2 separate regions of the Mus musculus genome follow, and region 1 is linked to region 2. Evidence: chromatin loops called from intact Hi-C (ENCODE). Cell type or tissue: heart. All regions are shown on one strand.

Region 1 (8,000 bases), 190 kb before region 2:
GCTTCCTATGAACCTACACTTACACAGCGGTAAAAGGATTTTTATACCATGCACAAGGACTTCAAAATCCTGAAATCAGGATAAATCTAACAAAGCATGGCTGATATGGGCAAGACAGGAAGGAGCTGAAGAAAGCCTCCATGGCTGGGGAGATACTCTTGTCCCTGGATTCAGAGATTGTTAAAGAGTCCGTGGTTCCCAACTGTATCTAAAGATTCAATGACATAAGAAACAGCAACCCAAACTCATGTTTTTATAGAACCCACAGAGTCTAAATTTACATGGAAATTTTGAGAGGAAAGGGAATTAATTCAAGAGTAAGCTCAAAACTTAGAATCAGCTATAGACATATAGGATAAAAATGTAGCCTAGAATAAGCCCCAGTATAGCTCATAAACGATTGACAGCATAGCATCAAAGTAATTCAAATAAGAACTATATTTTTTTAAAAAAATGAAAGAGAAGAATACCAGTTTAGCATAAGAGAGATCTTGATCCTTATCCCCACATGACACACAAACATGTAAAAGCAAAACTTAGAATTTTCTGAAAGATGATATTCGCACCCAGAGGTAGGTCAATAGACGGAAAGCTTGTTCCACCCACATCCCCATTCATGGGCCAAAGCCCTGCCTTTAGGATGATGGTATTTAGATGTGGGCACTTGGAATGTCCCTAGGGTTAAATCAGGGTGGGTGCCCTATGGTGTAGTTAATGCAAGTGGTGGGAGGGGCAGGAGCTTTTCTACATTTGCTTTTTCTTAGTTTTCAATTCACTAATCCTTGGAGGGCTGGGGGTGGAGACATGTTCTAGTTTCCCACAAGAACCCCGAGCAGTGCAGAGTTTCCTCTCATGGGTGGAGTCTGTGGCGTTGGCATGCTGTCTCCAGGAGAGCTCTCAAGCACTAGCCAGCATTAGTGTGATGAGGCTCTGGGACCCATTAACCATATCTACCATAGTCAGGGCTTTAGAGAATGGTGCCGTGAAGTCGGAGAAAAGAAGAGATAATACAAAAGGACAGAAAGGTGAGCAGAAGCCATGCTGTTAAATGCCAGCATCAACAAAGTTGGTTAGATTAGACATTGCATCCTCTAGTTGACGGAGATAGATAAAGGACTCGTATCCACTCATTTGTGATATCCCAAACTATGCTACCCGTTTCCATATGCCCAGCCCCAGGAACACGAAAACTCAGTGCTGATTTTATTACTGCTCACACCGCCCATGTCTGCCCACAGACTCATTCTCCCATTTCTAGACTACCTGAGGTTCTCATCACAGCAGCTGATGTGCGAGAATGACAATAGTTGTTCCATGGTTGGGTGAGGACCACAGCCACACCCAGGATGCCTCTGCCCGACCTCTGCATCTCTGTCAGGTTCTCTCTATGAGCAAAGGGCAAAACAGGACAGACTCATTCCTCCATTGCCGATGCTATGTGCACAGAGGCAGGACCCCCAGGACAAAGATCTCCCATGAGAGCAGGAAAAGGATTTACAGCATCTTCGTTTGGTTGTCATCTGAATGGGGGTGTCATGAACCCATCAGTGTCCGCAGTTGCAACAGTCACTCAAGAAAACCAAGAGAAGCCAAAGGTCTACACGGTATTCACTATGCCCTTTGAAGGCTGCGATGGTGTAAGTCTTCACCATCCAGAGGGTGTTATTAGCACGGGAAATAGGAGACCGCTGGATAACTGTGTTTGAAACTACACCTCCATTAAGATAGTTATGGAACGAGTTTATTGGAGAAGAACTTCAGGTCTTGGACTGAATTTATGGAAATGTTTATCTTAGCCAATAATGAGTGTGTCAGTGTCTCTCTCTCTCTCTCTCTCTCTCTCTCACACACACACACACACACACACACACACACACACACACACACACTTTCATCAGTTTGGATCTGTTCTGAAATAATGTAACAAACAACGGGTTTGGTTGTATCTTTTCCATTTACTCTAGTTAGTATCCTTATCATACAGGGCTGCAGAGAAGGCTCAGCATTTAAGTTACTAGCTGTTCTTTCAGAGGACCCTGGCTTTGCTCCCAACGCCACGTCATGATTCACAACCCTCTTGTAGCTCCAGCCCCATGGGATCTGTTACCTTCTTCTGGCCTCCACAGGCACTACACACACATGATGCACAGACACACATCCAAACACTTAGGCGCATAAAATAAAAATAAGTAATATCTCCAAAAGTTTTTTTTAATATTCTTATGATTTAAAAAATATTATCCTCCTCAAACCCCCAGCTTCTGCTACATGGCACTCAGTCAGGTTGGAAGACACCAACAAGGTCTGGGAGCCAGGAAGTCAAGCAAGGGGGTGGAGAGATGGAAGAGAAAGAGAAGCATGGGAAGAGAGATGAAACAGAAGATGTGAGTAGTGAGGAACAGCCCAAGGTGAGTGGCCTCTGCTGCCACCTGAGGACCATGGGGTCTGTGCCAATGTCCATGGCCCATGTTACCTCCAAAAACTATGTGGATATCTCTGGTCTGGGCTACCACTTGGGGCCATGTTGCTGCCCATTGGGGTAACCTACCCCCACCCATATTGTATCAACTGGCTATGAAAGTGTGTCCCTGTAATCTCAGTTGTTAACTGCTGGGCTGGCGGTGCCTGGGGCTGGCAGGATATACGGCATCGTCACTTCTATAGCTTGCTTTCTATACGGAAACATTGGTTGCCTCCTTGCCTTCCCCAAAAGATGATTCTCTGAGATTAGCATGTTAGAAAGCAAGCTGCCATGAGAGAGGTCACTTAGCCCTCGATCTGCTCAAAAGGCCACTCTAAGAGATGGACGGCACCTAGGCCAGCATCAAACTTGCCTCCACCTCTGCCAGCAAATCCTACCCAAAAGGCGAGGCTCCAGGACATCTATGGGGGCAAAATCAGCAGAGACTCCTAGCAGTTGGGGGATGTGGATCCTGAAGTGGCCACTTCCTGTAGCCAGGCAGGACTCCAAGGGGAGGGACAAGGACAGCAACCATCCCACAAAACCTTTGACCCAAACTCTGTCCTGCCTACAGGATGTGCAAGGACAAAGATAGGGCAGAGATGGAGGAAATGGCCAACTAATGACTGGCCCAAATTGAGACCCATTCCAATGGGCAAGAACAAATCCCCGACACTATCAATGATATTATGTTTGCAGATAGGAGCCTAGCATGACTGTCCTCTGAGACTCCACCCAGCAGCCAATGGAAAGAGATTCAGCCAGCTTAGACAAATTGGTGATCTCCGTGTTTATTTAGTAAGAGATCCAGGGTCGACGAGGCCTCTACACACACAGATATACATCCATACCCACATGAACATATACATACAGCACACGGATGTGAAAATTAAATAATTTAATTATATCGTTAAGAAGTTTGCCCAACTCTGATGATACTGCAAACCTCTGCTCACCTCGTTTGTAGTACATTCCATTGTCCACTAGAGGGCACACGCTGCAAATTAATGAAGGCTTGAAACACCGGACTAAAATCCAATCCAAGATTGCCAATGTTAAATGAGTATGTCACCTTATTAAAATTCTGTCATACTTACTGAAAAAAAAAAAGGTTGCCAGCCTCTACTACAGATACAGTGAGACCATATAGAAACAGCCATGGTGGCAGAAATTATCAAGCTTGGTCTGGCTACTGGACTGCTGTTCTGGGTCTGAATATCCCTAATGTCCCCAAGGTCCATATCCTAAGAGCTTGGTGTCAGGGACACGTAACTAGGAGGTAAGTGGACTGTGAGACGTGAGGAACAGTAGGAGATTGCTGGTCACTAAAGGTGTGACCTTGAAGAAAAGTGCTCTTGCTCTCTCCCCCGCCGGGTGTGTGTGAATGCGTTTGTGTGTGTGTGTGTGTGTGTGTGTGTGTGTGTGTGTGTGTGTGTGTGTGTATGTGTGTGTGTGTGTGTTGCTCCTACACACACTAGATGCCAAACAAATGACTTCACCTGACCACACACTTGAACCCCCAAAACTGTTCTTTGTAAAGTTAGCAGTGTCCCTGGCATTTCACTGTATTAATGCAAAACTAACTAATCAACCCATAAATTGTAAACAACGAAGGCCAACATGGAGGTCCCCTGTTGCAGTACCACCCTCCAAGGATGCCAGTAACCTTGGGTAATAGCTGGAACCTTGAATCCAGTGCTCTTGGTCTAAGCACGTGTCGCTCCTGCCCAGAGTGTCTTCACTAGCCATGGGTTGGTTCAAAGTCATGCTCAAAAATAAGACGAGGCAAAAAGGGTACATGAGCTGTAAATATTAAGTTTTATCTTAAAGTGGTATCAAGATACCTTCCTCTCCTCACCCTAACCCCACCCATCCAGGATATATATGATCCAGCTCCATGAAACAGCACCCTTGTTACACATATGGGACCATGCTAGTTAGACCAAGGAACCTTTGCACAACTAAAGAAGAAAACACCAGGCACAATGGAACCCACTAGTCAAAATATGTGCCACGCCACATAGGACTGATAGTGGCAGTAAGGTCACCTCTGCAAGCTGGGGAGTCCAAGGGCTCAGGCCAAGAACCAAAAAGTGGAAAGTCCTCCATGAGTAAAAGACTTGCCTCGAGAGCTCAAAGATGGAATCAGGCATGGCCCCGGCCACTATCATTCTCACAGGCTCACTGAGGGCATTGGCTCCCCACACCTGCAACTCTAGACGACAGGCATCACACAAAACAGGATGAAGCTTGCACAAGGGTACAAAGCATGAGTTTCCCTGGCCATGGACAGGATGGCTGCCCCTCTAGTCTCCTGATGTACATGCCAACAGACCTTCAAAGAAAGGATTCACCATGTTGCCAGGAGCAACACTCGTCATCATGTGAAAGGGGCAGATGGGTGTGGCCGCAGAGTGGAGACAACCAGGAGTGAGCTTATAACTGGATGTCTCTAGGTGTTTCCATCCCAAATTTAACTATAAATAGGTAACATATAGTCAGAATGGCCTGCCCAGGAGACAATAAAATGAGATTAAGACTCTCAGGAATTAGGGTTTCGTCATTCTGCCAGACCAGCCAAGACACTGACTGAAATGGGAAGAGTCCACAGTGAGCTGTAGAGAAAGGAGGTGGTGGGCCATTGGTCTCAAGACCATCTGCAGCAGTGGGAGCCGTGAGCCCCTCTGGGGCCATCAAAAATCCTGGCAAGCCTGTGACAAGCTGGCGTGACCTCATCTCAGATGACTCTGGGCTGCGTCAGGTTGATAATTAAAGCTAACTAGGACACTCCACAGCCAACTGCAACCCAGAACTGTAACCTGGGAGTCTGCTTTAAGGGTTGCCCTGGTGTTTCTGATCATCACAAGGTTGGAAACCACTGGTTTAGGTCACTCTCTTGTACTGAGTCGTTTAGACTAATGTCTCCGTGAACTTCTGTGAGCAGAAAGTGAAATTTCAAGATCTCTCCCAATATCACAAGTCTAACATCCAGCTAATTCCTCATCACTGACTAATAGGCATTAAAAAAAAAAAAAAAAAAAAAGCTTGACTTGAAATTATCATAGAGTGACTATTCATTACCAGAAGAATTGAACATGGTCATTTCTGAAAGTGACTATACTTCGTGAAAGACGAGTCATGGTGGCTCGTGGGGGGCTGGGTGTTGGGGGTGGTGTCACTCTATTAATCAGAATAGTCAGAAGATGATGCTGTAGCAACAAACACCAAAACCTGTGATTCGAGACCCTGGAGTCAGTTATAAAGTCATCTCCGCAGAGTTGGCATCCAACCCAGAACTCAGCAGGGGGCGGGGTTCCTCCTAGTGTTCCCCTATCTCAACACTAGGCTTAGAGTTCATCCCCACTGCCGGGCACTCTCTAGCATCAATTGTATCATCCTACATAAGAAGTCATTGAAGGGCAATCCTGCTATATGCTCAGACCCCAACTGCACATTAGGGAAACCAGCAGTGGCTACAATAGTTAAATAAAATGTATAGGATATATGAAAGTAGAAAGGAAAATATATGTGTGTGTGTAGTGGTATACATTTGGAATTTGTTTGGGTTTTTTTTTTAAAGATTTAATTATTTATTTTATGTATGTGAGTATACTGTTATGTCGCTGTCTTCAGACGCACCAGAAGAGGGCATCAGATCCCATTACAGGTAGTTGTGAGCCACCATGTGGTTGCTGGGAATTGAACTCAGGACCTTTGGGAAGAGCAGTCAGCTCTTAACAGCTGAGCCAGCTCTCCAGCCCTTCTTTGTTTCTTTACATCATTGAGGGCACAAGTTATTTTGAATAATTTACATTTTTATTTTACATTAAGTTTGCATCTTTATTGTAAAGGAGTCTAATGTAAAAACTCAGTCTCAGGCCTGAAAGGTAACCACGTGTATTTTAAATCCACGCTGGCATTCCTGCTTGCACTTACTTCTGTGTTTGTTCTGCTCATCGATGTAGATTTTATTTGATCTCTAATGACTTTGGTTCAAATTTCAGGGCAGGAATTTCTCTTTGGGTCTCAGTTATTCCATCTCTAAAACAAAGACATTGGGAGAAGTCGCCTCTAACATGCCTTTCAGCAGAGGGTGTGCAAATGAAGACCCTTAGCTGTTATCTACTCTTGCCTTCTCCTTTCCTCCACAACTGCACCTAGGACCATTAATACCTGGCAGAATAGACTTTGAACCAGCCTCCCCAAGTCTACAAGAAGGGCCCAGAGCAGCTCACAGTGCTCAGACACACCAGTGGTGTCATTCAGAGTCTACAATTGCATCCACTGTGATGTGCAAGCATCATTACAGCCCTGAGACCCTGGCCAGAATCACAGAATTCCTGAAATTCTGCCTTTGAATGCAACACTGAAAGCCACTTCCTCCAGTATATTCCAAAAGTTTTAGGACTTATTATTATTATTATTATTATTATTATATTTCTTCATTTAGTTTTATGTGTCTTTTGCTTGTATATGTGTGTGAATTGCAATTCAATGTGTGTGTGTGTGTGTGTGTGTGTGTGTGTGTGTGTGTGTGTGTGTGTACGCTTGGTACTCACAGAGGCCAGATCGCCTAGATATTAGAGTTACAGATGATTGTGGACCTCCACGTGGGTGCCAGGAATCAAACTCAGATCTTCTGCAAAAGCAACAAGCACTCTTAACCTCTGAAACATCTCGTCAGCCCCAGGATTTCTTGCTTACCCTGTCACTAAGGGCAGCTCCTGGAACATATTATAGACTTGCTATTTGCGTGAGTCTAAACCTCACCTCCACTCCCCTTTTATGACATGTTTTAGGAAATCACCGTCTGCTTCCCCAGCAGCTGAGAAATTATTGCCTAATGAGAGACTCCAGCCCATTGTTTTTACCCAGAGACAGACATACCTGGAGGACCCTGGGGTTGAACTCTATTCAATCTGTTAACACAGCAACTGAGGGGCAGCAAGATGGAAAACCAAGGACGTAAACATCAGCACAGGACAGAAAACATACGTTCCAATGACAGCCGCCCTCTAAGCTGTAAACTGACTTTTGCTTAACGGGACATTTATGCCCACTTTTAAAGTCCTGCTTTGCAGATTGGGCAAAGGCAAGATTTTCTGAATCCAGTGTTTCATGGTTTAGATTTTCTGCACGGAAGTCAGCAGGGGGCGTATGTGTTCCTTAACTCAGCCTGGGCAGCAGAGTCTGGAGCTGATTCTGCACTGGAGTAAACACTGAGGCGTATTAAGGCTCTGCCGTTACCCCTTCTTGACAACATAGAGAATGGTCTAGTAGATATATCCTCAAGCAAAAGAGGAACTTGGCAGTAAATGGTACACAGAACAGTGTGTATAAATCCTTCCATTGCCACTGTTAGACTAAGACCCAGAGGCAGCCTGAGACCTACAAGTAAAAAACACCACCACAAGCCCAAAGGGTGAGCTGGGCTCACCATCAATCAGAGTCCTTCAAAAATTCTATTAGCAACACCTTGCTCTCTGTCTTAGTTGCGGTTACCATTGTTGCCATGAAACACCATGACCAAAGAAACTTG
Region 2 (8,000 bases):
GCGCAGCTTGTGGCTCACGTTCGTCTTGCAGGTGGCTCTTCCTCCACATCACAAGGGGGTCTTGGAGATGATGGGGTGGGGTGGGCTGGGGAAATCTTCCTAGGCTTCTAGGAGATTTCACTCCTCTTTTCCTGTTCAATGGTCTCTTTGGTCGGCAGGGTGTCCTGCTCCTGTGTCCCAGTTTTCTTCAGCTTGGCCTTGTCAAAGCTGGCCATTTCCCCCCATGTCCAGCTTGTCTGCCATTTTCTTACAACTCGTGGATTGTCGTTCTGAGCTCACTTTCCAGTTGCTTCCTCTGCAGCAAGAGACCTATGGGCTGCTTCTTAAACACAACTGAGTCCTTCTCCTCCTGCACCCTTGCCAGAAGCCATCCCTTGCGAGGGGCTGCACTTCAGCATCTCGTCCCATTTTAAGGAGCTCTGTTTGCATACGCGAAGACTTTGACAAGTCGAAGGCCTGGTATACTTGGAGATACACCCAGACTCCCAAGCAACACCTCTCACCCCCTTGACCGGTCCAGGCCTTTGTAGCAAGGAAAAGGTGTGTTAGTGCATACCCTTAATCTCAGGATTTGGGGATATTAAGCAGCCGTACTTGTCATGGATTCATGCCACTGTGGTTTATTTAGTGCGATTTTTTTAAATTGAAAATATTCATGCCTTATTGTTGGATTATATGTTCTTTAAATAAAAAGAAAAAACTACTGCAAAATTAAAAAATGGTTTTGCCAGACTTCCCCACCCCAAAATATTTATACATGTGAATGCCTGCAATGTATGTATGCAAGTGTCTTGGACTTGGAGGAAGAAAAGCTTGTAGGATCTCCTGGAGTAAAACTATAGGCATTCCAGGTCTCACGTGTGTGTTCTGGGAAATGAGCTCAGATCCCCTGCCAGAGCCACAATTCCTCCTAAGCAGTGAGCTCCCTCCATTCTTACAGATTAATAATTATATAAACCATTCCCCCTTCCCTTTTCCTCTGGGAATGGGGAGGCCACCTGAGTATCCCCTCACCCTGACACATCACATTTCTGCAGGACTAGGCATATCCTCTCCCACTGAAGCCAGGCAAGGCAGCCCAGCTAGGGGAATGGGATCCACAAACAGAAAACTGATTGAGATAGTCTCTGCTCAAGTTCAGGGACATACATGAAGACCAAGCTGCCCATCTGTTACATATGTGTGGAGTTCTTCATCTAGACCATGGTAGCTCTGTGTGGTTCTGTCTGTAGAAGCCAGCAAGTGTCCAGGTTAGTTGACTCTGCTGGCCTTTCCACAGAGTTCCTATCCCCTTCAGAGCCTTCGATCTCTCCCTCCCCCCACTCTTCCAGAAGAGTTTCAAGCTCTGTCTAGTGTTTGGCTCTGGGTCTCTGCCTCAAGTTTCAGCTGCCAGGTGGAGCCTCTCAGAGGACCATTATGCTAGGCTCCTGAGTGCAAGCATATCAGAGTATCATTAGTAGTGTTAGGAATTGGTGCTTGCCAATGAAATGGTTTCAAGTTGGACTGGTTATTGTTCGTCCATTCCATCTGTCTCTGCTCCATCTTTGTTCCTGCATTTTATTAGAGAGGACAAATTTTGGGTCAAAACCTTTGCAGGTGGGTTAGTGTCCTGATCCCCCCAAGTGGGGTCCCTCAACAATCAAGCAAAACAAAATTGTTGTGTTGGAGCTCAGTGGGCAGAGTGGTCACCATCCTCACTCCCAAGTCTACTAGGTGGTGGGTCATGCTGGTAATCCCAGCTCCTCAGTGCCATTATCAACTGCACAGCACATTCAAGGGCAGTTTATGATACTTAAGGCCATACATGAACCAAAAGTATTGATACTTTTTTTTTCTTTTTTTTTTTTTTTTTTTGAGACAGGGTTTCTCTGTGTAGCCCTGGCTGTCCTGGAACTCACTTTGTAGACCAGGCTGGCCTCAAACTCAGAAATCCGCCTGCCTCTGCCTCCCGAGTGCTAGGATTCAAGACATGTGCCACCACACCTGGCTGATACTTTTCAATAGAAAATGCACTGGTCAAATCTACCATGCTTCCTTGTCTCTCTGGCTTTTTCCAAAACCAAGAGTCCAGTGTCTTTGCAGAGGCCAAAGAAACTGGATCCTGGGCAGTGGTAGCTCAGGCCTTTATTCCCAGCACCTGAGAGGCAGAGGCAGCTCTGTCTCTGTGAGTTTGAAGTCAGCTTGGTCTATGGAGCAAGTTCCAGCACAGCCAGGGCTACACCGAGAAACTCTTTCTCGAAAAAAAATTAAGGAGAAGGAAAAAGAGAGACACAGAGATACAGAGAGATTTAGAGACAGACAAGGAAAGAGAATGAGAGAGGGACAGAGACAGTCAGAAATAGCGTGTCAATACAAGCAAGCAGGATAAAATGTCCCCTGAGAACACAAGGTTTCCCAGAGGAAACAGATTAAATATGCATTTAGGGCATCATGAAATACAAATGAGTACAGTAAAGGCTCACTCAAGGGGTCTTGGCCTCTAATCATGACATATACTGGGTAGTCAATGAGAAATGCGTTCAACCTCAGTCGTACAGTGAGTTTGAGATCACCAGAACATAAAAAAATACCTGAAGCTGGGGTAATGGCACCTTGTCATCAACCCTGAGTTTTATGTACAAAGCCCACATTGTGAAAAGGCAGAACCAGTTTCTACGTGTTCTTTTCTAATATCCACACGTGGGCTCTGGTAAGATAATAGCCAAATTCATACACACAATAAGGTATGTCATAACAATTTTTCAACCTATTTCCCGTTTTTTTCTTTTTTCTTTTCCCCACAAAGTATTGTGGTTTATTCCCAGGACCTCAAACAAATGTCAACAAAGAGTCTTACAGTGAACCTCACCAGGTCTCATTTTGTTGAATCTGCATTTGCTTTGTGCTTAATCCTAACCCTCTGTAGATGGCAAGAAATCTTCTGTAACACAGATTTTTGCAAACAAGTAAGAACCTAGTCAAGACCATGTAAACTGTCTAAATAGTCCTATAACCCCCAAGGAAATAAAAGCAATCACTAAAAGTCTCCTAACTGAAAAGAAAATCTAAGGGCCAGATGGTTTTAGCACGGAGTACAGAGTTCTACCAGATTTTCAAGGAAGGGCTAATACCAATACTCCTCAAAGTATATCGCACAAAATACAAACAAAAGGAAGATTGCTAAACTCGTCCTATGAGGCAACAGTCGCCCCGATACCTAAACCACAGAACGACTCAAAAGAGAGTTTCAGACCAACTTCTCTCACTCAGCAAAATACTCCCGAGAGACCAAGCCTTTTAGGTTCAGATTCCATCTTAGAGGACCTGATCTAAGGTTGAACTCAAGCTAACTAACAGGCCAGTACCAAACATCAGTTTCCAGATTATTCCCCAACAAATCTGCACCTCCAGATTATAAGCTGACCCTGCCTAACAACCGTGTCAGGAGGGAAACAGAAGCTTAAGTTTATGGCTTGGCTCCCAGCACCAGCCAACTATGTTAAAGAGCATTATGTCCCCCAGTGAGATGCGTACCAGGCTAGATACCCCCTTCCTGCCTCTATAAATGTTTGCCTGAAACTGGCCTCAGGCACCCCTTCCCATTCTCCTGTGTCAGAGACAGTGTGTGGGACCCTAATGTGATTGCATCAGATTCAGTTCCTCGGTGATCTTTTGGGGGTTCATGAATGTTTCCTGGCACATTTTGGTGCATTGGCCAGGAACTCCAAGGCCTCCAGGACCCCCGGGGAAGAGTCTCAATACCTATAATATCTGTCTGAGTCTGTGAGTCTGTCCATGTGTTTATGTATGCCTTTGTCTGTTCATAAACTCTGAGTGGTGCCACATCTGTAATTCTGTTCTGGGGGAAAAAAAAAAAAAAAAAAAAGTCTTAAATCTGCCTTTGTGGCCAAAAGCGGTTAAAGCAGGCGTGCTAGGGGGCCATGGCCACATGGGACCAGAGGACATTCTGAGTCCCTGTCTGGGGTGGGCGTGGGCTCAGAGAGCCACCATCTGGTTACTTTTGTTTCTATCTGAGAGGAGGGGATGAGTTTCTTGTATATGAGCGCCACCTTCTGGTTGTTTTCAGGTAGCGTGTTGAAGTGCAGAGTCCCTGGAATTTTTCTCGTGTTTTGTCTTTGTTGCCTATGCTAAGGGGCAACTTTCTGACAGACGTTTAACATGGGATAGATGCCTTCAACTTCACTATGTTAAAACTAGGGGACAAAATCTTTCTGTCACCATGAGGAAAACTTTTTCTCCCCAGACACCAGGCAGCACCACCACCTTATTCAACCCCTCAGGCAAACAGCAGCTCTGTCCCAGGCAGCCCCACAGCATGCTGGGGAGGGGAGACCTGCTGCAGGAACACAAAGCCTCTGGGGCGGGGTTGAGGGCTGCCTTCTGAGCCTGAGTCCGCTGTCCTACCTTTGCAAACAGCAGGGCCAGTTGGTGATCAAGGAAACCAACCCCACCCATCACTTTTGGCCCTTTGCCACTAGTGACCTTATAACTGAAGAACTCAGAATTCCCCCTTTTCAGTAATTAATCTACTGGAAACAGTCCTCTTTACCCATCAGCCCACTTGGGATGACTGCCAGTAGCTTTTGCAGGAGAGAGAGAGAGAGAGAGAGAGAGAGAGAGAGAGCAGGAACCAGGGGAACTCACTAGCAACCAGGCATCTATTGAGGCTGGCTTTCCCTTAAACCCACCCAGATTGGGACTTCAACACCACTAAAGGTAAAGAGGGACTCTAAGTCTTACCTCCAGTCTCTGTTGGCAGGTCTCAAAGGGGCTGTAAGACAGCCCACCAATTTGGCCAAAGATAAATAAGATATTAGAGACAGAAAGTTCTGCAGCTTTCTTAGAGAGTGTCATAGAGACATTCCAAAGTGAAAGCTGCAGTAGCTCTAGCTTTTATCAACCAGGGAGAATCAGATATTAAAAACAAGCAAACAAACAAACATCCAGAGAGTTGAGAGGTTAAGAGAAAGAATCTGAGAGACTTAATGATAATGCCAGGAGGAAAAATGTTTAATAAAAGATTAAGTGTGGGGCTGGAGAGATGGCTCAGCAGTTAAGAGTACTGACTGCAAGAGACTCCAGGACCTGGCAAAGATCCTGTTGGCAGCCATGGCCAAACCAGAGTACTGAAACAAATGACTTCAGAAACCAACCTGCTTACTCAGGCCTTGGTGCCAGCTAGTGGCCTCCCTGTGTAAGAGATGTCTGAAACAAATGACTTCTAGAAAAAGAGGTAAGGGGGGCCACCCTAAAAATAAAAAATGCCCCCACTTGAAAAAGAAAAAGATGCCCAGGGTAACCCTAAAACTAGAGGGGAACCCACCAGCTTCCTTATAATTAACAGAGCTCAACACTCTATCTTGCTAAAACCTGAAGATAAAGTCTCTTCAACAGCTTATAAATGACTTCATGGTAGCAACAGGAACAAAAAATGCCTAGAGGAGTCCCAGACCTCTTGGAGGCCCAGGGATATTTGGACCATCCATCCTCCACTAAGAAGGCCCTACTATGCCAACCACAGGTGACCTCCCTAGATCCAGGGGGAAATATATTAAGAGAAGGTCAGAAGTGGCTCTCTGAAACCAGAAAGAAATTTCTACACAAGCTTTGGGGTTGCCTGAAGTGACTAAGCCCTTCCATCTCTTCATGAACGAGAGATCTGGGATCCGAAAGGGGTATTGACTCAGACTCTGGCCCTGGCACAAGCCAGTGGCCTACCTGTCACAGAAATGAGACCCAGGAACAACTGTTTGCAAATCATCACAAATGGCCCTCCTGGTCAAAGATGCTAACAAACTGTCACTGGGGCAAAGCCTGTCCATCACCAATGCCAAAATGACACATTACCAGTCTCTCCTCTTAAATGCCCCCAGGATAACCTTTCTGGCCCCTGCTGCCCCAAGCTCAGCTACCCTGCTGGCTGACCTGGACCTCAAGGGGCCTCTGCATGACTGCTCAGACATTTTGGCCCACATCCACAGGACCAGACGAGATCTTCAGGATTTCCCCCTTGACGGATGCAGAGGTAACATGGTTCGCCAAATGCAACAGCTTCATTCAGGATGGACAGAGGTATGCTGGGTCAGTGTGGTCTCAAACACACACACAAGTTGCTTATCATAGAGCTAAGCTCAGTACTGATAGAATTTGCCCTGAGCCTCAGAGCTAGGTCAGTTCATTCCTCTGTTGGATAGAAGCCATCCCACAAAATACTAACAACAGATAAGGTCGCTGAGCCCATGGAAAAGTGAGACACAACTGAACCAAGAACAAGGAAATACCAAACAGGTTCCTGTTGGCTAAGACCAGCTGCCCCGGCTGCTTTGTCAGTCATTGCTGGTTATAGCCTTCCTTTTTCCAAGTGTACCCATCTTACATACAACCTTCACAGGGAAGTTAGTCACTGAAACGTGTCTGCTTCTGATAGCACTAGTCCAGAGTGAGCCCTTTCTTCCTTAGAGCTTCCTCCAGGTGTCCAAATCCTCAAACACTTCAGACACCGTCTCCCTGAGCTGTACTGCTGTCCCTCCCTGTAAGGAGCAGGAGACCTAGTTTCTTCCTTTCTTTTTGTTAAATATTATTTTATGTATGTTAGTACACTGCAGCTGTCTTCAGACACACCAGAAGAGGGCACTGGATCCCATTACAGGTGGTTAGGAGCCACCATGTAGTTGCTGGGAATTGAACTCAGGACTTCTGGAAGAGCAGTCTGTGCTCTTAACTGCCGAGCCATCTCTCTCTCCAGCCCAAAGCCTAGTTTCTTAAGTACAGCTATGTTCCAGCCTCTGGCAGGAAGGTCTTCATAAACCAGAGTCCTAGGAGAAAGCCCCATAGTACAGTGTCCTGACCTCACTCCTTCGGGATTGTCTTGAAGGCAGCTGAAACACCCTGCCTGGCAGCTGGCAGTACAGGTCTGCCACAGAGCTGGGGACCTGATTTCCATCCCCAGCATCCAAAACATTTCTCAGACTAGCCCTAGAGTTTCTGTTTGCCTAAGTCTATATCTTTCATACTAATTGTTTCAATTTAGCCACTCCACAACGTATAAATATTTCAAAATATCAACTATACCAACAAATAGATACAATTTCATATCAACAAATAAGTTCTTCAAAATTCTCTTGTTTATTTACTCATCTTTATTTTATGTGTGTGAGCTGCCTGTATGTGCACCATAAGAGTGCCTAGTGTTGGGGACTGGAGAGATGGCTCAGCCGTTAAGAGCACTGACTGCTCTTCCAGAGGTCCTGAGTTCAATTCCCAGCAACTACATGGTGGCTCACAACCATCAGTAATGGGATCTGATGCCTTCTTCTGGTGTGTCTGAAGATAGCAACAGTGTACTCACATACAATAAATAAATAAATCTTTAAAAAAAAAAAAAAGAGTGCCTGGTGTCAGAAAAGGGTAGGAGAGGGAGGGCACAAGGGCATCAGATCCCCTAAAATTAGAGTTATACATAGCCTTGAGCTGCTATGTGGGAATTGAACCTTGTTCCTGTTCAAGAACAGCAACTGCCCTTAACAGCTAAACCATCTGTCTACCTGCCTGCATTTAACATTTTGCAATTAAATGTGTGTCTATGTGTGTTCATGTGTGTGCACATGCATGTGTATGTGTGTGTGTGTGTATGTGTGTGTGTGTGTGTGTGTGCGCGCGCGCGCGCGTGCACATGAGTGCAGGTGCCCTGGAAGCCCAGAGATGCCCTATACCCCTGGAGCCAGGGTTACAGTTGGCATAACTACTGAGCCATCTCTCTAGCCCCAGGAGTCTGCACTTCTAACAAGTTATTGTGAGTGTTCTATGCCAGAGACAAAGATGGATTTTGCTAGCTATAAAGCTGGAGGAACCTCAACTCAGGGGGTCTCACCTCAGCTGCAGCAGGGATCTTGACTGCTACTGCACAAAGACTTTGAGGAGATATTAGAATGAAAAAGATAGTTCATTAAGCAGAAATACAAGGCACACTTAAAATATTATGTGGCTTAAGGAGAATGAGC

Evidence for each region. Hi-C counts contacts between places; a loop is a spot of excess contacts. Peaks named below come from ENCODE experiments on the same cell type or tissue, not always from the same donor. Only the 100,000 strongest peaks of a DNase experiment are listed, where the experiment ranks them.
Region 1: a loop joins it to region 2, with 8 times the contacts of the local background. A loop is called at or near these places in 34 of 42 quality-filtered maps.

The regions. Positions count from the first base shown.
Region 1 is chr7:47,146,251-47,154,250 of GRCm38, reverse strand. No RefSeq gene overlaps it. Among named protein-coding and RNA genes, the nearest start is that of Ptpn5, 18 kb to the right of the region's middle. In heart, CTCF peaks have their summits at 3,437 (motif pointing right) and 7,607; no DNase peak of the experiment used is centred here.
Region 2 is chr7:46,959,467-46,967,466 of GRCm38, reverse strand. All of the region lies in intron 1 of Gm39012 (a long non-coding RNA gene), which reads right to left. It also overlaps the pseudogene Gm19248. Among named protein-coding and RNA genes, the nearest start is that of Uevld, 4.9 kb to the right of the region's middle. In heart, a CTCF peak has its summit at 4,056 (motif pointing left); DNase peaks (open chromatin) are centred at 4,026 and 4,386; H3K4me3 peaks cover 428 bases; H3K27ac peaks cover 1,281 bases; H3K27me3 peaks cover 340 bases.